2 separate regions of the Homo sapiens genome follow, and region 2 is linked to region 1. Evidence: chromatin loops called from intact Hi-C (ENCODE). Cell type or tissue: Panc1. All regions are shown on one strand. Links, peaks and the distances in the headings refer to the core of each region. The heading gives the core; the rest is flanking DNA.

Region 1 (11,877 bases), core at 1,873-9,872:
ATATGATCTAATTTATACATATTTCTCTCTTAGCAACATTTCTGACAACAGTCCTCACAATCAAATCAGACTGGGTTACAAAACACACGGGTGAGGCTGGAGCAGTAGTTTATAAAAACTTACTTTATTCTAATGTGATATGAAAATATGATGGGTTAAAAACAAGAAAATGTTATTAATCAGTGGTGGGGATGCTCCACTTGCTAGCTTATGGCCACTCCCTTTAAAACAAGATATCGGCCGGGCGCGGTGGCTCACACCTATAATCCCAGCACTTTGGGAGGCTGGGCAGGCGGATCACGAGGTCAGGAGATCGAGACCATCCTGGCTAACACAGTGAAACCCCGTCTCTACTAAAAATACAAAAAAAAAAAAAAAAATTAGCCGGGCGTGGTGGCAGGCACCTGTAGTCCCAGCTACTGGGGAGGCTGAGGCAGGAGAATGGCGTGAACCCAAGGAGGCAGAGCTTGCAGTGAGCTGAGATCACGCCATTGCACTCCAGCCTGGGCACAGAGCAAGACTCCGTCTCCAAAAAAAAAAAAAAACAAAAAACCAAAAACAAGATATCTAGGCAAACCATATTCATAGGTATCTTTTTGCAAAATCCCAGGCAGAAGCCCCAGTCAGACACAGCTCCCTCAGGCTCACAGGGTGGCAACCTCCTTCTCCATGTTAGGGCTCTGACAGTAGGCAAGAGAAGTAGCACCGGCAGGTGGGGACAGAGAGCAGCCTGGGCCTATAGGGTCCCTAACTACCCCCAGAGCTAGTCTCCGTTTAAGGGGCTGTGTGGCCAGGACCAGGTAGGAAGCTGGGCTCAACAGAGCGGTGACAACCACTCCTGTATCTTTAACATTCCCCCGGGATTCATGATTCAGCTCTGGTTCTCCCCAGGCCCCAAACCTACTCTACCCTCAGTGTGTGTTAGGGAGGTCTGGTTAAGACAGGGAGAATAATACATTCAGATTGTAGCCTCCAAGGTATTCCCATCTGGGGTGCAGGGAGTAGGGAGGCAAGTCAGAGCCTGTGGTGTTGCCTTTTTGCTGGTACTGAGGGCAGGCAGGCCAGGCCTAGGCACATGGATGTCTGGGGGACCACCACTGCTGACTCCCTCCCTGTCACCCAGAGTTACAATCAGGCCAGGCCAATCACAATTATAATCACTGCAGTTCTCATCCTGCCACAAAACTAAAGTGTACCCAAAACCCTAGCCCTACCACAGGTCTCTGACTTTCCATCCCAGAACACAAGGAGGCCCTCGATCTTTTTTACTTAAAGCCTGAACTTCAAACCAGGTTGGGTCTGGGGGTAGTGGCAGCAAAAGCAGCAGCCATAATATGAAGCATACAAATGACTCGAGAAATCCCATCTGCATGTCATTCACTCGGAACTGACCTGGAGTTGTGTACAAGTTAAGAAGGACAGATCTATACACTCATTGGCATGGACACATTCTACAGTTGCTGGGAAGAATGAGGGACCTGAGAGGCACCTTTTTCCCAGCTGCAAGCTGATGTCCACATACACCATTCACATGTCTTCATTTATGCCTCTGCATTGTATATTCATTGAGCCAATGCAAACACATCTCCTGGGGGGGGCATCATTCAATGCAGCACCAGCCCCCACTTGTCCTGGGGGGCAGTCAGTAGGGATCTGGTCAGCTCATAATCTCCTAGGACAATGGTGCTGCCCCCTTTCCAGCACTCACATCCAGCAGCACCATCTTGGGATGGTTTTCATCAAACATGAACAGCGTGAGGTAGCAGGCATGGTGTGACAGGCTCAGGGCCATGGACAGCTGGCTGCTGGGGAAGCAGCATAGGGCAGGGGCATCTGTGGGTGGCACCATGACAAGCCCCTACCCCCACACAGCCCCTACCCCCACACAGCCTGAGTCCAAATGCCATTCAAATCTTCCTGGGTGGTATTGGGGTGCTCGATGTCCATTTCTCACCTGCTCATTAGCACTGCCTTGTGTTGGTTACTCAGGACCTGGGGAGAGGGGTGGGGGCTGTTGATCCAGGATGGGCAACACCTCACACCCAGAGTCCACGTGGCTGCAGGCCAGCAAGCAAGCCCAAGTGGCTCAGCTCTAGACACTGAGCCTCGGCACCTCTGGCTTGCACTTTCTATTTATACTTTGCACAAAGGCAACAGAAGGAGGTCAACATCAGCTGTTGTGACATGGAACTCTATGCGCCACGGAGACCTTCTAAAAATGTTGTCTTAAGTCCTTTTCTTTCTAATAAAATCTATACAAATACACACATGCAAGCCTGAAACTACTATAAATGAAATATTAAGTGTTTTAAAACCCATAAACAAACAAACACAAAAACAGCCACTTTGAGGAGAGAGTGGGACCCTAAAGCAGCTGACCCCCCAAAAGCCCCACCAAGCCTTAGGACAGGACAGGCAGCCTGAACACTACAAGGCCACATGGTGGTTACAGAGGATGACAGCTCCCACAGGTACTTGTCAGGCACTGTGGTAGCTTCTCACTCAGAGTCTCAGAACGCCTCCTCACCAATACCCTGTGAGGGGAGGTCCCGCCTCACTAGAGCACAGGAGTTTCCTGAACTCTCCCAAGGAAATGGTTAACAAAGGGTGGAACTAGGGGAAGCCCAGACAAAACAAGTGACTCCCCAGTGTCTCCCTAGACTCCATCCACTCCTCCACATGGGGCCCGGAGGGGAAGTGAACAGCCTCTTAACTCCCTCGATAGGGTTCCAGTCCTGCAGGCCTGGACTCTCCCATTTCCTGCTACCATAGAGGGTGACAATGAAACTCCAGACTCCTCATTTGCCATCCCTCATTTGCCAGGCCAGGTCCAAAGACGTTTGATGACACAGCCCAGAGGGTGCTCGAGGCCCACCTCAGCATAGTCACCGGTAATGTAGTGGGGAGGAGCAAGGAGGTGCTCAGGGCCTCAGTGATGAGCTCACAGCCCTCCTTTAGGAGGCCTGCAGAGCACACTCCCAGGGAGCAGTGCTCAGATGGGCAGACAGGCCAACCAGCACCGAGGACTCAGAACCCCTCCTTGCCCCACCTGCCGCCCGGCCACATGAGGCTCTGTCCCACTTTCAGGGCTTCTGCACAGGCCAGTCCCCACTGCTTCTGTGGCGAGATATCAGAGTTGAAGTGAATGTTGAAGTGAGTGCTGAAGGCCATGCAGCTGATGGAGCTTACTGCCTTGCACACACTGTAAATCACCTCCTGGCTCCAAGGGTCTGCTGTGGAAGAGACACAGCCTGATGGGATGTAGCCCCACTCCACCACCAGTGGGGCTTGGCTGTCCTGAGCTGCAGCCCGCAGCTCCTTGCAGAGATGTCTACCTGCTTCTCTCTGGAGCTGGGGCATGAGCCATCCCTGGCAAGGACCGGCTGCCAGGACAGGCTGGGAACTCTCCCCCAGCATCCTCAGGAGCCCCACCTGTGCTGGCATCTGCGCTGGTGATTTCCATAATAAGATTATGGAAGATTTTTAAAGCAACTTTCCCCCCTCATTTCTCTATCTTAATAACAGCACTGATAACTTCTAAGCCCCAGCAGGCTGAAAGTGTAAGACAAATGAGCTCCTGCCTAAGAAGGGCCATAATTGGGCAGTGTGTGCTCAGGAGGGCACCCCATGGTTGTTAGTGGAGGGTGGGAAGCTGGATGGCCCTGGCCACTCAGTCCAGTGGAAAGGAGGGCCCTCTCCTTCCAGGAAATCAAAGTCTCAAAGAGACCAGAATAAGTGCTTGACCAGCCTGCCAGGAAGCAGAAGGCTAGATGGCCTTGCAGGCAACCCCAGGCAGCCTTTAGGGTGCCTGATAGGGCTGAGCTCATTCCAGCTTTCCTTGCTTTCATTCCGTCTACAAGAAAACCTGCCTGCTGGCTGGGCATGGTGGCTCATGCCTGTAATCCCAGCACTTTGGGAGGCCGTGGCAGGTGGATCACAAGGTCAGGAGTTCAAGACCAGCCTGGCCAAGATGGTGAAACCCTTTCTCTACTAAAAATACAAAAATTGCCAGGCGCAGTGGCAGGTGCCTGTAATCCCAGCTACTCGGGAGGCTGAGGCAGGAGAATCACTTGAACCCGGGAAGCGGAGGTTGCAGTGAGCTGAGATCGCACCATTGCACTCCAGCCTGGGCAACAGAGCGAGAGTCCATCTAAAAAAAATAAATTAATTAAAAATTTAAAAAAGTTTTTATATCTTTGATATTTCGCTCATTATTTCTAAATCTCATTTAGTTGTCTATTTGTGTTTTATTTTTGTTCATTGAGCATTCTAAGATGATGATGATTATTATTTATTTATTTATTTTGAGATGGAAGTCTCGCTCTGTCGCCCAGGCTGGAGTGCGGTGGTGCGATCTGGGCTCACTGCAAGCTCCACCTCCCAGGTTCACGCCATTCTCCTGCCTCACCCTCCAAGTAGCTGGGACTACAGGCGCCTGCCACCACACCCGGCTAATTTTTTGTATTTTTTTTCAGTAGAGACGAGGTTTCACCATATTAGTCAGGATGGTCTCGATCTCCTGACCTCGTGATCTGCCCACCTTGGCCTCCCAAAGTGCTGGAATTACAGGCGTGAGCCACCACGCCCGGCCTATTATTTTGTATTTTTAGTAGAGACCAGGTTTCACCACATTGGCCAGGCTGGTCTCGAACTCCTGACCTTGTGATCCACCTGCCTCAGCCTCCCAAAGTGCTGGGATTACAGGCATGAGCCACCGTGCCCGGCCAAATATTTTGAATTCTTTATCAGATATGCAAAAACTTCATTTCTTAAGATTCAATTTCTGGATATTATTTTGCTCCTTCAAGTGGGACATATTTCCTGTCTTTTCTCTATGCCCTGTGATTTTTTTTTTTAAGTGATATCTGAGGATTTATACAACAGCCATCTAATCCAGCATTTAAAGACCGGCTTAGTAAAGGGGAGATACTGACAGTAATCAGCCAGGCTATGAATGCTGGGTGTTTCACATTCTCAGATACGTTTTCTCTGAAGTTGTGTGTGTGTTTAAGTTAAAGAGTTTTTTTTCTTTTTCTTTTTTTTTTTTTTTTTGAGAGAAGTCTCACTCTTGTCCCCCAGGCTTGAGTGCAATGGCTCGATCTCGGCTCACTGCAACCTCCGCCTCCCGGGTTCAAACGATTCTCCTGCTTCTGCCTCCCAAGTAGCTGGGATTAAGGCGCCTGCCACCACGCCTGGCTAATTTTTGTATTTTTAGTAGAGACGGGGTTTCACCATGTTGGCCAGGCTGGTGTCGAACTCCCGACCTCAGGTGATCTGCCCGCCTCGGTCTCCCAAAGTGCCGGAATTACAGGCGTGAGCCACCATGCCCCGCCTTTTTCTTATTTCTTTTTGAGATTCTATAAACTTTTTTTCTTCTTGGTGCCACCACTCCCGGCCCTGTTTTTCTTTTAAAATCCCAGGTTGCCTACTCAAAAGACTAAAGGCCAGAAAGCTTATGAAATGTTAAATTTTAAAATAATTGTTATTATAGTGTTTCCATTTGTGAACAACATATATGTGTGTATGAATAAAATTTATAAATGGACATAACCTTATACACAAGATTTAAAATAACCCCTGGGCACATGTGGGCCCAACCCAGAGATAGCCCTTCCTGAAATGACTGGAGCCAAGAGCCTGTCACGCTCGCGGTATTCAGTGCAAGGTCTGATCGCGTCTTCTGTCACTCAAGGCCTGAGGGCGCGGAGCCTGGAGCTCTATCCATTAAGGGCGCTGGGGTGGGAACTGTCCAATCAGGTTCACAGTCAGAGAGGAAGGGGTGGCTCCCGGTACCTGGCGGGGCCTTTGTCTCTTGCTCCAGCCAGAGCTCGAGGTTAGCTCTTCACTGCCCTGTGTCTTCTTTCCAAGGGTCTCGGTGATTCGGCCACAGCCTCAGCCTCCATCACGCGGTGAACTGATGGTGCTGGAAGATTCATAGACTCCAGGACATTCCTGAAGCCGAGAAAAGGTGAGTGTGCGGGGCAGGGCGTTTGGAGACGGGGGAGGCCTCTTTGGGACGCGCCAGAAATGGCGGTGGCGGGACGGTCTTGTGAGCCTGAGTGCCCCGCAGCTCAGCCCTCACTCTCCTCCGGTGCAGGGACCCCGGGGCGTCCTTTACCGTTTCAGCACAGCGGCTTTAGCCCCAGCCTGTAGCCCTCTTTGCGCAGCTCTGCGCCCGCAGCCCGTCATCTTCCCCAGGTTGTGAGGTCATCAGGGAAAGACTCCGACTGGTTGTGCGGGTCTCCTGCGTGGAAGGAGCTGCGGTCTGTGGGGTCCCCAGTTCCTACTTTACCCTGTTCAAAAATAAACTGAAGCACCATTAGAGAGTTAATATGGCCGGGCGCGGTGGTTCACGCCTGTAATCCCAACACTTTGGGAGGCCGAGGTGGGCGGATTACCTGAGGTCGGGAGTTCCTGACCGGCCTGACCAACATGGAGAAACCCGGTCTCTACTAAAAGTACAAAAAAAATTAGCCAGGCGTGGCATGCCTGTAATCTCAGCTCCTCGGGAGGCTGAGGCAGGAGAATCGCTTGAATACGGGAGGCGGAGGCTGCAATGAGCCAAGATCGCTCCACTGAGCTCCAGCCTGGGCGACAGAGCGAGACTCCGTCTCAAAAAAAAAAAAAAAAAAAAAAAAAAAAAAGACTTAGTATGCACAAACAGTGATTAATCAATGGGACAGTCCCCAGACATGGTTTGTGGGGGCTTTTGTTTTGTTTTGAGATGGGAGTTTCGCTGTTGTTGCGCAGGCTGGAGCGCAATGGCACGATCTAGGCTCACCGCAACCTCCGCCTCCCGAGTTCAAGCGATTCTCCTGCTTCAGCCTCCTACTTAGCTGGGATTGCAGGCATGCGCCACCACGCTCGGCTACTTTTGATTTTTAGTAGAGACGGGGGTTTCTCCATGTTGGTCAGGGTGGTCTCGAACTCCCAACCTCAGATGATCCGCCTGCCTGGGCCACCCAAAGTGTTGGGATTACAGGCGTGAGCCACTGCGCCCGACGTTTGTGGTTTTGGGGCTACCAGAGGGTCTTGAAGAAAAGGCTTCTATAAGGTGTGTGATGAAGCAAAGCAAATTAATCGATTGGGTACAGTTAGGTAGTCCATTTGCAGTGTCCAGGAGAAAATTCTTTCGTTATGTAATCAGATTAATTGGAGATTTGTGGTTGATTAAACCTGAATTTTGTTTTCTCTTAAGGTAGTAACTTACAAAAAATACATTTGAGCTAGATTTTATTGTTGTTGTTGTTGTTACATAGGAACCTAGACCACTAACGCCACTTCAGTCCAAATATTGCTATTTAATTATTTTGACTTTAATCAGACGCACTGGTGTCACCCTGTATTTTCCACATGTGTGGCAAGCAGGGTCTCAAATCCACTACTCTGTCCTGTTCAGCCTTGCCAGTAAAATCCTTGCCAGGCTTGCAGTAAAATCTTAAATTCCCAGTTTCTTTCCAACATTCCCCAAAGCCAACTTCTCCCCTTCAATTCACAACATTATCAACTATTTTTGTCCTTTATTGTACATTTCAGAAACAGTATTTTAATTAATCACTTTGTCACAGAGCACTGGATGACACTTTTAAAAATACTTGTTTTCTATTTGTAAATATTTTACATGAGAGAAAGGTAAAAAATAATCCCCTTACATTCCACTGTCAAAAATTTTCCCGCTTTTTCTCCTTTTATCTTCCACAGGCACAAATGCCTTGCCCAGACATCTTTGAATTGAGGTTTTCCTTTGGAAACTTTATTGGGCCATGTGTCCTCAACCACACTCTAGTCTTTTTCTAGTTTTAGAATTGTCTTTAGTCTTTCTTTTTTTTTTGAGATGCAGTCTCACTCAGTCACCCAGGCTGGAGTGCAGTGACACAATCTTGGCTCACCGCAACCTCTACTTCCCGGATTCAAACAATTCTCTGCCTCAGCCTCCCAAGTAGCTGGGATTACAGGCGCCTGCCACCAAACCCAGCTAATTTTTGTATTTTTAGTAGAGATGAGGTTTCACCATCTTGGCCAGGCTGGTCTTGAACTCTTGACCTCATGATCCACCTGCCTCAGCCTCCCAAAGTGCTGGATTACAGGCGTGAGCCACCAGGCCCGGGCTAGTCTTTCTTAAGTGCTTTCTTTTATATTAGATACTTTCCATGTAATATTTAGATTTCTATAGTGATTGTTCATGTTTTTAAAGTTACTAACTTGTTTCTCTAGGCCTTATAATATACATCTTAACTTACCAGAATCTGCTTCATATTTATATTAATTCAGCTGGTCGCGGTGGCTCACGCCTGTAATCCCAGCACTTTGGGAGGCCGAGGCGGGCGGATCACGAGGTCAGGAGATCAAGACCATCCTGGCTAGCACAGTGAAACCCTGTCTCTACTAAAAATACAGAAAATAAGCCGGGTGTGTTGGTAGGTGCTTGTAGTCTCAGCTGCTCTGGAGGCTGAGGCAGGAGAATGGCATGAACCCGGGAGGCGGAGTTTGCAGTGAGGTGAGATTGCGCCACTGCACTGCAGCTTGTGGGACACAGTGAGACTACGTTTCAAAAAATAAAAAATAAAAACATATTTATATTAATTCCAATGAGATATAAAATATTACCTCTATATGGTTATTTCCCATGATTTAGACTGACTTTTCTATCAAAATTCATATGGTAAGCCATAACCTCCAATGTGATTCTATTTGAAAACAACAATTTTAGAAAGTGATTAAGGTTAAGTAAGTTTATATGAGTTGGATGGAAAAGCCATAGGCACTCAATGCCAGCTTGTGAAAGCAGCTGCAGGGGCTGTACTCTGCAGATTACAGGGGTGGAGCTGCCTAAGGCCTTGGGAGCTCACCCCTTGCATCATGGTGGCCTAGATATGAGACATGGAGTTGAAGGGAATTATTTTAGAGCTTTAACATTTAATGACTGCCCTTCTGGGTTTTGGAGTTGCATAAGACCTGGAGCTCATTTGCTTTGGCCAATTTCTCCCTTTTGGAACAGGAGAATTTACCCAATGCCTGCATAACCATTGTATCTTGGAAGTGACTAAGTCGTTTTTGATTTTACAGGCTCATAGGTGGAAGAGAATTGCCTTGTCTTAGATAGAATTTGGACTGGACTTTTAAGTTTATGCTGAAATGAGTTAAGAATTTGGGGGAGCAGGCCAGGCACCGTGGCTCACTCGTATAATCCCAGCACTTTGGGAGGCTGAGGCAGGCGGATCACTTGAGGTCGGGAGTTCGCGACCAGCCTGGCCAAAATGATGAAACCCTGTCTCTACTAAAAATACAAAAATTAGCCAGGCATGGTGGTGGGTGCCTGTAATCCCAGCTACTTGGGAGGCTGAGGCAGGAGAATTGCTTGAACCTGGGAAGTGGAGGTTGTGTTGAGCCGAGATCATGCCATTGCACTACAGCTTGGGTGACAAAGTGAGACTCTGTCTTTAAAAAAAAAAAAAAAAAAAAGATTTTGAGGGACTGTTGAAAATGGATGATTGTGTTTTGAAATGTGACTAGGAGGCTGGGCATGGTGGCTCACACCTGTAATCCCAGGATTTTGGGAGGGTGAGGTGGGTGGATCACCTGAGGTCAGGCATTCAAGACCAGCCTGACCAACATGGCCAAACCCCATCTCTACTAAATACAAAAAATTAGCCAAGCATGGTGGCACATGCCTGTAATCCCAGCTACTTGAAAGGCTGAGGTGGGAGAATTGCTGGAACTCGGGAGGTGGAAGTTGCAGTGAGCAGAGATTGTACCACTGCACTCCAGCCTGGGCAACAGAGTCAGACTCCATCTTAAAAAAAAAAAAAGAAATGTGACTAGGACATGAGGTTTGTTGTGAGGGCCAGGAGCAGAATGATGTGGTTTGACTCTGAATCCCCACCCAAATCTCATGTCAAATTGTAATTGTATTAATACAGGTAGGGGTCTAGTTGTATTACCCATATGATTAGCCTTAAACTTTTTTTTTTTTTTTTTTTTTTTTTTGAGACGGAGTCTCGCTCTGTCCCCCAGGCTGGAGTGCAGTGGCACGATCTCGGCTCACTGCAAGCTCCGCCTCCCCGGCTCACGCCATTCTCCTGCCTCAGCCTCCGGAGTAGCTGGGACTACAGTTGCCCGCCACCATACCTGGCTAATTTTTTTGTATTTTTAGTAGAGACGGGGTTTCACTGTGTTAGCCAGGATGGTCTCGAGCTCCTGACCTCATGATCCGCCCGCCTCGGCCTCCCAAAGTGCTGGGATTACAGGCATGAGCCACCGCTCCTAGCCTTAAACTTTATTTTTAAAACAACAAAAAAAGCCAATTTTGAATGATTTAGTTATTTTGCTTTTTTTTTAGTTTTGAGAACCTCTAGCATATTTATAATATTTTAAGATTAAATTTATGATATACTATATGAAATAATGAAAATATTTTGTAATAATATCACTAGTATCATTTTGTCTTATTTTGTTATAAAAATACCTAATAGATTATTTTTTCTGGTCATCACAAAACTATTTGAAAATGTCATATTTGCCATTTATCAAATCTTCATAGAGTTAATAAAACTTTATCTGAATGGGCCGGGCAATGTGGCTCACGCCTGTAATCCCAGCAGTTTGGGAGGCTGAGGCAGGTGGATTACCTGTGGTTGGGAGTTTGAGACCAGCATGGCCAATATGGTGAAACCCCATCTCTAATAAAGATACAAAAATTAGCTGAGCGTGATGGCATGTGCCTGTAGTCCCAGCTACTCGGGAGGCTGAGAGAAGGGAATTACCTGAGCTGGGGAGGTGGAGGTTGCAGTGAGCCAAGATGGCACCACTGCACTCCAGCCTGGGTGACAGAGTGAAACTCCATCTCAAAATAAATAAATAAATAAATAAACTTTATCTGAATGGGGACTTGTAATATTTATTATACTTGTTCATATTGTTTTAAAATAAATTAATTCAGTTTTATTATTTCATTTTGTAAAAGTTCTAAACTGGCCAGGCATGGTGGCTCACACGTGTAATCCCAGCACTTTGGGAGGCCGAGACCAGTGGCTCACTTAAGGTCAGGAGTTCCAGACTAGCCTGGCCAACATCTACTAAAAATACAGATCAGCTGGGTGTGGTGGCAGGTGCCGGTAATCCCAGCTACTTGGGAGGCTGAGGCAGGAGAATCACTTGAACCTGGGAGGTGGAGGTTGCAGTGAGCTGAGATCACGCCACTGTACTCCAGCCTGGGCAACAGAGTGAGGCTCCATCTCAAAACAAAACAAAACACCAATACATGCAGTGTATTAGTAAAGTGATTAGTGATTTCTATATAATTACTAAGTCGTTATTTATAAAATAATATTCTGTGTTCAACTAAAGCAGAAATTGAAAGGAGAAAAACCTAAGTTCCTCCCTGTACTGGGTTGACTCACTCCAAGGGCCTGCGAGGACTAAGATAATGTTATCTGCAAAGCCAGGCAGAGCCCAGAAGGAATGGACTCCAGGAACAGGGATGAGAATAACAAGTTCTTATCAGCTTCCCTCTCTTGAGATTCCTTCCCAGACCAGCATTTCTTTGCTCTGCTCTCATAACTATTTTTTAACTATTTCTGTAAGTTTGTAAAGATTTTGTAAGTTCCTATTTTCCATCAGTGCAACACTGCGAAGGTCACAAGACATACCTGAGCAAACCTAAGATAGTTACCATCTGCTGAGAGTCTGATGATCAGCCCAGCAGAGGTCACTAGATATGTTTGAGTCACATACCTTTCACTGTTTGATTAACTGCCTTCGTTCTGCTTCTGTAGGATGCTAAGCCCGCCCCTGAGTTTCATGCCACTGCATGCTTAAAAGCCAAGCCTCATCTTTGTTTGGGGCTCAGCCTTTTGGATTTGAATCCACTGAGCCAGT
Region 2 (11,877 bases), core at 1,665-9,664, 260 kb after region 1:
TTCATTCTTTTAACTGATAAATGTGTGTTGACCACACACAATATGCTATCCTTTTGGCAGCCTTAGAAAATAAAATAGAAAAGAAAGTATTGGTCTCTACTCTCATGAAACTTTCAGTGTAACTTCATAAAATCATCACGCATTCCTGAGAAGTGGATACCTCTGAATTTTCCTATAAACCTCCTAACCTGGCTGGGCACAGTAGCTCATGCCTGTAATCCCAGCACTTTGGGAGGCTGAGGGAGGCAGATAACCTAAGGTCAGGAGTTCAAGACCAGCCTGATGATCATGGAGATACCCCATCTCTACTAAAAATACAAAATTAGCCAGGTGTGGTGGCATATGCCTGTAATACCAGCTACTCGGGAGGCTGAGGCAGGAGAATCACTTGAACCCAGGAGGCATAGGTTACAGTGAGCTGAGATTGTGCCATTGCACTTGAGCCTGGGCAACAAGAGTGAAATTCCATCTCAAACAAACAAACAAACAAAAAACAACCTCCTAACCCAAAAGTGACCAGTATCTGAATTTCATATTGTCGTTTATTTTAAGCAATTTTTTTTTGACAGAGTCTTGCTCAGTTGCCAGGCTGGAGTGCAGTGGCATGATCTCAGCTCACTGCAACCTCCATCTTCTGGGTTCAAGCAATTCTCCTGCTTCAGCCTCCCGAGTAGCTGGGACTACAGGCATGCAACACCATGTCCAGCTAATTTTTGTAATTTTAGTAGAGACGGGGTTTCACCATGCTGGCCAGACGGTCTCGATCTCTTGACCTTGTGATTCACCCACCTTGGCCTCCCAAAGTGCTGGGATTACAGGCGTGAGCCATGGTGCCTGGCCTACTTTATGCAATTTTATCTATAAACAATATACGTTTCAGTGTTGCTTGTTTTTTGACTTTAGATCAATTCTACAAGTTTTCATCTGTGACTTGCTTTTTTATTTACAATTGTTTCTATTTTTCCATGTTGCTTTGCATAGCTATAGTTGTCCATTTTTACTGCCGCAGTGTGAATATACATCAATTTATAAACGAATTCTACTGCCAGTGGTTATTTGTGAATTCCAATTACTTTATTTTTATCAACTCTTGGAATTACTAGACATATTTTTTGACAAAATGGAGAATCAGAAAAGTATATAATTTAGAGTTTTAATTAGCATTTCCATAGTCACTAAATAAATTGGTATTTTTCAGAGGTTAATTGGTCATATGTGTTTTAAGATGTGCCATCTGTCCATTTTTAATGTATTTCATTTCTTTGTATATTAATACATATTCTGTAGTGCATATTTTCTAAATACTAATTTTTGTAATATGTGTTTTTTACATATTTTTTCTTGGTTATGATTTGCCTTTCCACCATCTTTATTCAAACATGTTTTTCTAAGTTCTTGATAATCAAAAGTTTTTAAAATTTCATCTAATTTATAAATATGTTTATGCAAGTTTTTATATTGTGCCATGTTTAAGAAATTGCTTTACACCCACAGTTATCACAACAATATTATCTTGTATTTTCTCCTAAAAGTTTTAAATTCTGAATCTATGTGAAAAATTGTCGTGTCAGTTGCTGTGTGGGAATCCAATCTATCCAGGTAGAACCAATTGTTTAGGTACTAGATTATTGACTTGTTATACTTTAAAGTATAGTTGTAAAACTGATCTCATTTTAATGCATTGGCTGGGACCATAAATCCAATGTTTAATAAAAATCTTGACAGTAGCATCCTTATAATATTTATGATCTCAATAGTTTATCATGCACATTTGCTGTAGTTTATTTTAGATACCTTCTATATTAAGGCACGTTGGCTCATGCCTGCAATCCCAGCACTTTGGGAGGATGAGGCAGGTGGATCACGAGGTCAAGAGATTGAGAACATCCTAGCCAACATGGCAAAACCCCATCTTTACTAAAAATACAAAAATTAGTTGGGCGTGGTGGCATGCACCTGTAATCCCAGCTACTTTGGAGGCTGAGGCAGGAGAATTGCTTGAACCTGGGAGGCAGAGGTAGCAGTGAGCCGAGATTGTGCCACTGCACTCCAGCCTGGGTTACAGAGCAAGACTCCATCTCAAAAAAAAAATAATAAAAATATTTAAACATGATATTGTTTTAAACAATTTTATGTTATTAAATTTAAAAATTTAGATAAAATTATTTTTCCAGAAAAGTATGTGTCAAAAAGTGACTGAAGAAGAAATAAAAAAGGATAAATAAAAAATCAAAAAGGTATGTTTTTAATTTCACACAAAATATCCATACATTATAAAAGAACAGCTTGATGAATGTTTACACAATGCATATACCAGGAACCCAGCATGCAGTGATGGAAGAGTGTGAACAACCTGGGCACTCCCCCTGTTTTTGGAACAGGAATTAAAAGAAATTAAAGAGTGTGTAAGCAGAAACTCAGTTGTATGTAAGAAAACCCAATTCCTCCTGAGAAACAGAAAGAGCTGGAGTCCTTTAAAAATTAACTGCCTGTTTTTCAGTGGTTAGTGAGCCTTATCTCTCCTCCTTTCCCAAGCATTGTGAAGACCCTGATTCCCTTGCTGTGCAGCTGCAAGGTCACTAGACAGACAAACTCAAGTCACAAAACATGTTTCTCCTTGAAAAGTAAGAAATGATGTAATGCATACCTCAATTGAATAACTGGCTTTGTTTCTCACTTCTGTAGTATGCTTCCCTCTGCAGAGATCTCCCCCCACCCCACTAAATGCTTAAAAGGTAACTTAACTCTTTGTTCAGGGCTCAGTCCTTTGGATGTTAATCCGACGGCTGGTGCACCTAAATAATTAATGAATATCCTCCTGAACCCCAATGGTCTCTCTGATTCCTTAAAAATCCCACTACATTTCTTGGGGGTGGGGGGCTTGCCTGGGGTTGGAGATGACAGATTTACTGTCTCCTTTGCCTGTGAGACTAGAGCTCTGGGGCTAGGAGAGACCCAGCATCCAAGGCACACCACAGGGGAGCTTCAACTGGATAGAAACCAGCTCTCCCCATATTCTGACACCCTGCCTGGCAGTGCAATGGAACTGGGAATGGGGCTGCAGGATGATACCAGCACTTCAGGAACTGCAGTAAAGAGAAAGTGCCCAAGGCAGCAAAGCCCATCCCATGAGGATGAAGGGGAGCTTGATCACCTCCCGGAGAATGAACACTAATCCAACCCAGAGTGGCTGGGGGCATCAGGAGTGGCTTGCCAATTTGGATGCACCTCAAGTCCCCACTAACACTGGAACTGGAAAAAAATGAGGAAATGGGCCAATAGAGCAGCAAGTGCAGCAAGGTAGAGCTTGCTGGCAGGGTGGCAAGAGTGGCTTGCCACCCCAACTGGGAGTGTTGAGGGTGCACGTGAACATACCCAGGACATGAGAGAGGCTCACCCAGGACATGAGACAGGCTAGTTTCATCCAGTGAGGAATCTTGGGGCAGGGGAGGTGTGTGAAAGTGTGTGAAAGAGATGGTCTCAGGAGAGGCCAGTGCGGGGAGTGACATGGGGAGGCAGAGATCCCTTAGCATGGGCTGTGTGCTCTGACATGAGTGCAGGGGACATCAGACCTAGGATGCTGCATACGGCTGAAAGGACCAGCTTCACAGCTGCAGCAGGCTGTGACAGGGGAAGGCATGTTCCTGACTAAGCAGCATCCAAAACTCTCATAATAGGACCTGGTCTGGTGGACCTGTGAGTGAAAGTGAGAGTGAAAGTGCACTGCAAGGGAGGAAATGAGAGGGAAAGCATTGAAACCAACTCCTTTGGAGTGCATGATAAAGAATTTTAAAAAAGGATTTAGAGGTGATTATGGGATGAAACTTGTTGCTCAAAGGTTAAGGACATACTGTGAGATAGATGGGCCTGCTTTCAATATGGGGTGGCCCTCTAAAGGTACAATAGACAGGGAATTAATTGGCCGTGTGTTTAAGGTGGTCACTGGAGTTGCAGGACAACCAGGATACCCAGACCAGTTTCCCTATATAGACTCTTGGCTCAATGTGGTGCAAACTCGCCCCAAGTGGTGACAGCCCTGCCTAGAGGGATATTGCAAGGCATTAGTGGCTCAGGCAGCACAACCAAAGTAAAACAGAGAAACCTAAAGCTTCTAGTGTCTCCTAGGAAAAGGAATCCCCAAAGCCTCAGCTGAAACCAGTTCTTCAGGTCCCACCTGAGGAAAGGGAATGTCCACCCCCATATGTGCCAGTCTACCCATCTTTGGCCAGAGTAAGGCAGGAGGCAGAGTCAGGAGCATCTGGAGAGTCGGATTCAGAGGAAAGTGAGGCTCAGTCTCCCCCACCCAGAGAAAAAGAAGCCCCTATTAGATAAAAACAGGGAAGATGGACAGGGTGAGGCAGCTAGGTGCCTCCACTAAGGCCTACCATGGGCTTTGCAGATGCCAATTCAAGAGACAAGGACACAAGTTTATGATGACCAGGGGCAGATACAAGGTAACCCTAGGCTTTATGTTTATCAGCCTTTCTCCACTACTGATCTCTTAAATTGGAAACAGCATACCCCTCCTGTACAGAAAAGCCTCAGGCTCTCATTGATTTGGTGAATGCTTTTATTATAACACATAACCTGACCTGGCCGGATTGTCAACAGCTTTTGCTAACTTTATTTAATACAGAGAAGTGTAGGAGAGTTAATCAGGCAGCTCTCAGCTGGTTAGAAGGGGAAGCCCCAGAGGCCATCCCTAACCCATGCCAGTTTGCCTTGGAGCGTTACCCAAATGAGGACCCTAACTGGGACCCAAATGAGGCAAGGGACATGGAATGGCTGCGGCTATATAGAAAGGCACTCCTGAATGGGATAAAAGCAGGAGGAAGGCAGGCAATGAATATGAGTAAAATGTCAGAAATGCGCCAAAAGCCTGATGAAAGCCCAAGTGCATTCTTTGAAAGGCTTTGTGAGGCATATAGGCTGTACACTCCAATTATTCCAAAGGCTCCTGAAAACCAACACATGATAAATATGACCTTTGTCAGGCAAGCACAGGGAGACATAAGACAAAAGCTTCAGCAGCTGGAAGGCTTTGCAGGGAAAAATACTAGTGAACTCCTGGAAATAGCAAACAAAGTATACATAAACTGGGAAGAAGAGGCAGAGAGAAAGGAAGAAAGAAAAACCAGAAACAGAAATAAAGACACGGTTCAATTTACAGCTGCTTCACTAGCAGAAAGTAAACCTGGATTTGCTAGAGGGCGTGGTCAAAGCAGAGGCTGAGGAAGAGGGCAGACATGACTGGGAGAGGAAAGCCTGTCCCCTTTGGACAGGAACCAATGTGCAAAGTGCAGGCAAATAGGCCACTGGAAAGATGAGTGTCCCAAAAAGGCAAAGGATGGAGATGATGGTCAATAGTCTAACACCCGAGTGCGGCGTTCTGTTGCTAGTAATGGTGCCTCAAAGGCAGATCCTGATCTGATTGGCTTAGCAGGGGCCAAGAATTTTGAGGACTGAGAGACCGCGTTCCATCTTTTTAGGCCCTGGGGTCGGGGGGTGGCTATGGTTTCTATGGAAATAGGGGGCTGATCAATGGATTTTTTGGTCAACACTAGAGCTGATTTCTCTGTGGTAACTCACCCAATTAGCCCCCCCACAAAGAACTGTGCTACTATTGTAAGGGCTACTGGGGCCAAAGAAAAGGGACCTTTTTGCAAATCCAGGAGATGTGTTATTGGAGGACAAGAAGTGCAGCATGAGTTTCTATATATGCCAAATTGTCCAGTGCCCTTGTTGGGGAGAGACTTACTCCAGAAACTATACAGGCACAAATTTCCTTTACACCTAATGGGAATATGACCCTGGAGGTAGGGAAGCCAAAGGCAATGGTATTGACTCTAGCTCTCCTAATAGCTGAGGAATGGCGGCTCTATGAACTGTGTACCAGGAGGCTGCTGGAGCTGGACCTACACAATACGTGGGGAATGCTTTTCAAGGTACCAGGTGTATGGGCTGAGGACAACCCCCCCGGACTTGTTCTAAACAGACCCCCGGTGGTAGTAGAGCTTAACCCTCATGCTACCCTGGTATGAGTCCGTTAATACCCATTACCCAGAGAGGCAACTGAAGGCATAACAAAACATGTAAATCAGCTCTATGAACATGAGATTATAGTGAAATACAAGTCCTCTTGGAATACTCCTCTGCTGCCCGTGCTCAAGCCAAATGGTGAATACAGGCCAGTGTAGGACCTCCAGGTGGTAAACAAGACCACTGCCACTATCCATGCCACAGTACCCAACCCATACACAATGTTGTGACATATTCCTGCTGAGGCCGCGGGGTTCACATGTCTGGACTTAAAGGATGCTTTCTTTTGCTTGAGGCTTGTTCCCCAAAGTCAGCCTATATTTGCCTTCCAGTGGGGGCAATCGCAGTATACCCGGAGAAGGCTGCCACAAGGGTTTAAGAATTCTCCCACTATCTTCAAGGAGGCTTTGGCTACCGACCTTGAGGCTATTGCGCCGTCTAGTGACAATTCTGTGCTATTACAATACATTGATGACTTGCTATTAACTGCCCCTAAGAGGGAGGAATGCCTCCAAGGAACAGAGAGGCTTCGACCTGCTGTGTGAAGCTGGTTATAAAGTGTTCAAGGACAAGGCAGAAGTCTGTTTTTGGGAGGTTGCATATCTAGGATTCATAGTATCCCAAGGCCAATGCAGGCTTGGAAGTGCACGCAAGGAGGCTGTATGTGCATTGTCCACCCAGTTACAAGGCGGCAGCAGGTCAGGGAATTTCTAGGGGTGGTGAGATTTTGCCGAATCTGGATTTCAAACTTCTCCCTTATAGCAAGGCCCTTACATGAGGCTACCAGAGGTAGGGAAAGAGAGCCCCTCCTATGGGAAAAGGAACAAGAAAAGACCTTCAAGGATATAAAGGAAGCTCTCATCCAGGCCTCAGTATGTGGGTTGCCAGATGTAAGAAAAACCCTTCTTTTGTATGTGGATGAACGAAAGGGAATGGCAGTCGGAGTCTTAACTCAGTTGTTGGGCTCTTTACATTGGCTGGTAGCATACTTATCCAAAAGACTGGACTAGGTGGCCTTAGGTTGGCACCACTGCCTCAGGGCATTGGCAGCTACTGCAATCCTCATAGAAGATGCCAACAAGCTAGCCCTAGGACAGAAGTTAAAAATTGGGGTGCCACATGCTGTAGTCTCCTTAATGGACCAAAGAGGACATCGTTGCCTGTCCAACTTTAGAATGCTAAAGTGTCAAAGTTTTCTGTGTAAAATTTCCAGATAACACTACAGACTGTAAATTTCTTGAACCCAGCTACCCTGCTGCCTGTGGAGGAGCCCACTTTGAAGAATGGTGGGTTGCCTCACTGCTGGCAGGACCTTCCCCACTGTTGCACTGTATTCAGTGGACAAAATGTTCTCGAGCTAGGAAGAACTAAGGGATACCCCCTTGGAGAGCCCAGATGTTGAATACTTCACTGATGGTAGCAGTTTCATAACAAATGGGGTGCGATATGCAGGGTATACAGTAGTGACCCAACGCTCGGTGGTCGAGGCTCAAGCCTTAACTTCTGGGACTTCTGCTCAGAAGGCTGAATTAATAATAGCATTATCCAGAGCACTGTTATTGGCCAAGGGGAAAAAGTAAACATATATACTGACTCAAACTGTGCTTTTGCAACCCTGCACACCCATGGGGCAATATACAATAGAGAGGACTTCTGACTACTGAAGGAAAAGAAATACAAAATAAAGAGGAAATTTTGCAATTATTAGAAGCCATATGGGCTCCAGAGAAGGTGGCTCTCATTCATTGCAAAGGACACCAAATTAGGAAAAGCTATGAGGCACAGGGCAACAGGAGGGCAGACCAAGAAGTTAGGTGGGCAGCAATGAGCAAGGTTTTACCTGAAGAAATAACTCTAGCAATGCCTCTCTTTGTAGAGCCCCCTTTGCCAGAGGTACCCAATTACTCTTCAATTGAAAAAGCTTGGTTTGGCCAGGAAACAGGAAAATATATTAAAGGTGGATGGTGGCTGTTCTCTGATGGGAGGCTAGCTGTCCCAGAGACAATAGCCCCAAGGTTTGTGAAGCAGATCCATCAAGGAACACATGCTGGAAGCACGGCCCTAGAGACTTTGATAGGTCAACACTTCTATGTGCCACGGCTCTCTGCCATCACCCGTGCTGTTTGCGAACAATGTCTATCCTGCGAACAATATCTAATCCAAAACAAGGACCTACTCGACCCCCAGAAATTCAGGAAATGGGAGCTGTGCCTTGTGAGAACCTGCTTGTAGACCTTACCGAGTTGCCTTGAGCAGGAGGTTACTGGTATATGCTAGTGTTTGTTTCACCTTCTCGGGGTGAGTTGAGGCCTTCCCCATCAGAACTGAAAAGGCACAAGAGGTGACAAAGGTGCTACTAAAAGACATCAATATCAAGGTTTGGGTTGCCTTTAACCCTAGGATCAGACAATGGTCCTGCATTTGCGGCAGAAGTAGTACAACAGTTGACTCAACTTTTAAAGATCAAATGGAAATTGCACACAGCCTACTGACCAAAGAGTTCAGAGAAGGTGGAACGGATGAATCAGACACTCAAACAGCTACTAAAAAATTTTGCCAGTAAACTCACTTATGATGGGATCAGGTCTTGCCCATGGTCCTCCTCCAGGTGAGGTGTACACCTACAAAACAAACTGGGTACTTGCCCTATGAAATATTGTTCAGAAGGCCACCCGCAATCATTAATCAAATTAGAGGGCATTTAAAGGAGTTAGGAGAGCTAACCCTTAGAACACAGATGCAGGCTTGAGGAGTGGCAATGCAGGAGGTAAAAGGCTGGGTAAGGGAAAGGATACTTATAAGTCTAAGAGATGTAGTGCATCCACATAAGCCAGGAGACTCTGTCTGGGTTAAAAGGTGGAATCCAACAACCCTGGGGCCCTTATGGGATGGGCCCCATATTGTAATTATGTCTACTCCCACTGCTGTTAAAGTCGCAGGTGTCACACCTTCGATTCACCATAGCCAGCCGAAACCAGTGGCAGCAGTGACTCCTGACAATGACCAATGAATTAGCCAACAAGACACAGATCACCCCGCCTGAATAGTCCTACGGCGAAACGCAACCACCAGTAAGAAGGACAACTGCCCTGCTCTGATCACAGTGGAAGCTGGTCAGTCTACGCGTGGCTGAAGCTTGAGGATCCTGCAAGCTCTACTCTAGTCACATCCCAGAAGCTGACTAGTCTATGCACAGCTGAAGCTAAGAGGACCATCTCCAGATAAGTAAATGTGGATACAATTTATAAGCCTAGTTATAATTCTGTCAATACTGATTGTTCTGTTGTTATGTTATTACAGCAAATATCTATGCCCAGAGGAAGGTTTGCCATGCACATGTGTAGTATAAGCATGTTTCTATTACATACACTGATGTTGTTACCATTTCTGCCTATACTAAAAGGGGAGAAATCTCTAGAAGGATGCTCACACTGTGTACATACTACCTGGGTAACGAATACCATAGTTAAAACTCTACTGTACCATACCTACTATGAATGTACAGGAACCAAGTTAGGAACCTGCACATACAACCAGACCACCTATTCAGTCTGTGACCCAGGAAATAATCAGCTATATTTATGTTATGACCCTAAGCTCTTACCCTATGAATTCTGGTTTGAGGTACATATTAAATCAGAGGGAGAAAAAGAAGGAGAGCTTATAGCTTGAACCAAAGAAGCCCCTCCCTCCTATAAAGAGCCTATTTCCTTGTACTTTGATGCCTGCCATGCTGCATATGTTCAAATCCTAAAAAAAACAGAAGGAGTCTGCAGTGGTTTGACACAAGAGAGGCTTAGCAGCAGTCCTAAACATCTGTATGGAGAACCACAAATCAGATGCTCAGACTGTAACATTCCATGGTCTACACAAATACAGCTCCAACACCTTTATTCAGGAAGGACTGCTCTGCTAAGTGGTATGTCAAACAAACCAGATTGTAAGACAAGAACATGCAATCCTTTAAATTTTACTGTCTTAAAGCCAGAGCTACCTTTTTGTTCTACAGGACAGACAGCACTATTATGAGTTCATAGAAAAAGAGCAGGCCTTGGAATTCCACTACTAATTGTCAAAAAGACTAGATGGACTCAAATGCATCCAACCTCACAATTCCAGGCCCATAAGTCATTCTATAAGCATTTTGATCAGACAGTGCCTGAGTTTCCCCCATCAACAAAACACTTATTTGCTCAACTAGCTGAAAACATAGCTGGCAGCTTAGGAATTTCCTCATGCTGTGTATGTGGAGGAAATAATATGGGGGACTAGTGGCCATGGGAGGCAAAATAATTAATACCATAAGATAACTTCACTTCGCTTAACCCTGCCAGTGAACCAACAGCCTTTGCCAGTGTCTGGTTGTTAAAAACCTCCATAATTGGAAGGTATTGTATCGCTCAATGGGGAAAGGCTTTCACAGAGGCAGTAGGAGAAACAACCTGCCTAGGGCAACAGTATTATGATGAGACTAAAAACAAAACTATGAAGAAACACCCAGACTGACTCCTACTTACCAGATCCAAACCCTTTCTCTTGATTGTCTACTATAAGCCACTCTTGGCATCAGCTAGAGGCTGCAAATGCTTGAAAGGCACCCTCTGGCCTGTATTGGATCTGTGGAGCACAGGCATATCAGCTACTGCTAGCTAAATGGACAGGGGCATGTGTGTTAGGAACAGTCAAGCCATCCTTCTAATTCCTCTAAAGCAACAGGAACTCTTAGGATATCCAGTTTATGATAAAAATAAAGGAAGAACTAGAAGAAGCATAATCACAAAAATAGACACAAATATCAAAAACGATGTGGACATAGGAAACTGGAAAGAAAATGAATGGCCTGAATCACGAAATATTATGGGCCAGCTACCTGGGCGCAAGATGGGTCACAGGGGTACCACAACCCAATCTATATGCTCAACCTCATCATAAGGTTGCAGGCAGTCCTAGAAATTATAACCAATGAAACATCAAGGGCACTAGATTTATTGGCAATACAAGCAAAACAAATGAGAAATGCTATATATCATAATAGATTGGCTTTAGATTACCTCTTAGCCTCAGAAGGAGGAGTATGTGGAAAATTTAATTGAACCAACTGTTGCCTAGAAATTGATGATAATGACCAAGCGGTCATGGAAATCATAGCTACAATGCGCAGGCTGGCCCATGTTCCAGTTCAGACTTGGTCTGGATGGTCCCCAGATTCCTTGTTTGGAGGATGGTTCTCAACCTTTGGAGGATTCAAAATCCTCATTGGTGGGTTCTTGCTTATTCTTGGCGTCTGCCTCATCCTCCCTTGCCTTTTACCCCTGTTTATTATGAGTATTCAGTCAACTATAGAGGCAATAGTAACCCGACACACTACCGTGCAGTTGATGGTATTAACAAAATATCAGCCGCTACCAGAAGGAGCAGCTCAGCTCTGTGAGAAGGTGGCAAATAGTGGTGCTTTCTATTAACACCTCTGTTATAAAAATGCACCAAAGTGGGGAACGGAACAGGAATTAAAAGAAATTAGAGTGTATAAGCAGAAACTCAGTTGTATGTAACAAAACCCATTTCCCTCAGAGAAAGAGAAAGAGCTGGAGTCCTTTAAGAATTAACTGCCTGTTTTTCTGTGGCTAGTGAGCCTTATCTCTTCTCCTTTCCCAAGCATTGTGAAGACTCTCTTTCCCTAGCTGTGCAGCTGCAAGGTCACTAGACAGATAAACTCAAGTTGCAAAACATGTTTCTCCTTGAAAAGTAAGAAATGATGTAATGCATGTCTCAATTGAATAACTGTCTTTGTTTCTTGCTTCTGTAGTACGCTTCTCCATGCACAGATCTCCCCTTGCC

Evidence for each region. A loop is a pair of places that touch in the nucleus more often than their neighbours do. Peaks named below come from ENCODE experiments on the same cell type or tissue, not always from the same donor. Only the 100,000 strongest peaks of a DNase experiment are listed, where the experiment ranks them.
Region 2: a loop joins it to region 1, with 4 times the contacts of the local background. A loop is called at or near these places in 7 of 110 quality-filtered maps.

Annotation. Positions count from the first base shown.
Region 1 is chr19:21,457,835-21,469,711 of GRCh38, reverse strand. It overlaps LOC105372321 (a long non-coding RNA gene), which reads left to right and starts at 5,808. Exons shown (of 4, transcript NR_187817.1): 1 at 5,808-5,968. RefSeq lists enhancers at 5,593-6,491, 8,802-9,301. In Panc1, for the core only: no CTCF peak of the experiment used is centred there; a DNase peak (open chromatin) is centred at 5,731; H3K4me3 peaks cover 1,627 bases; H3K27ac peaks cover 983 bases.
Region 2 is chr19:21,197,670-21,209,546 of GRCh38, reverse strand. No RefSeq gene overlaps it. Among named protein-coding and RNA genes, the nearest start is that of ZNF431, 62 kb to the right of the region's middle. In Panc1, for the core only: CTCF peaks have their summits at 6,243 and 6,485 (motif pointing left); a DNase peak (open chromatin) is centred at 6,486.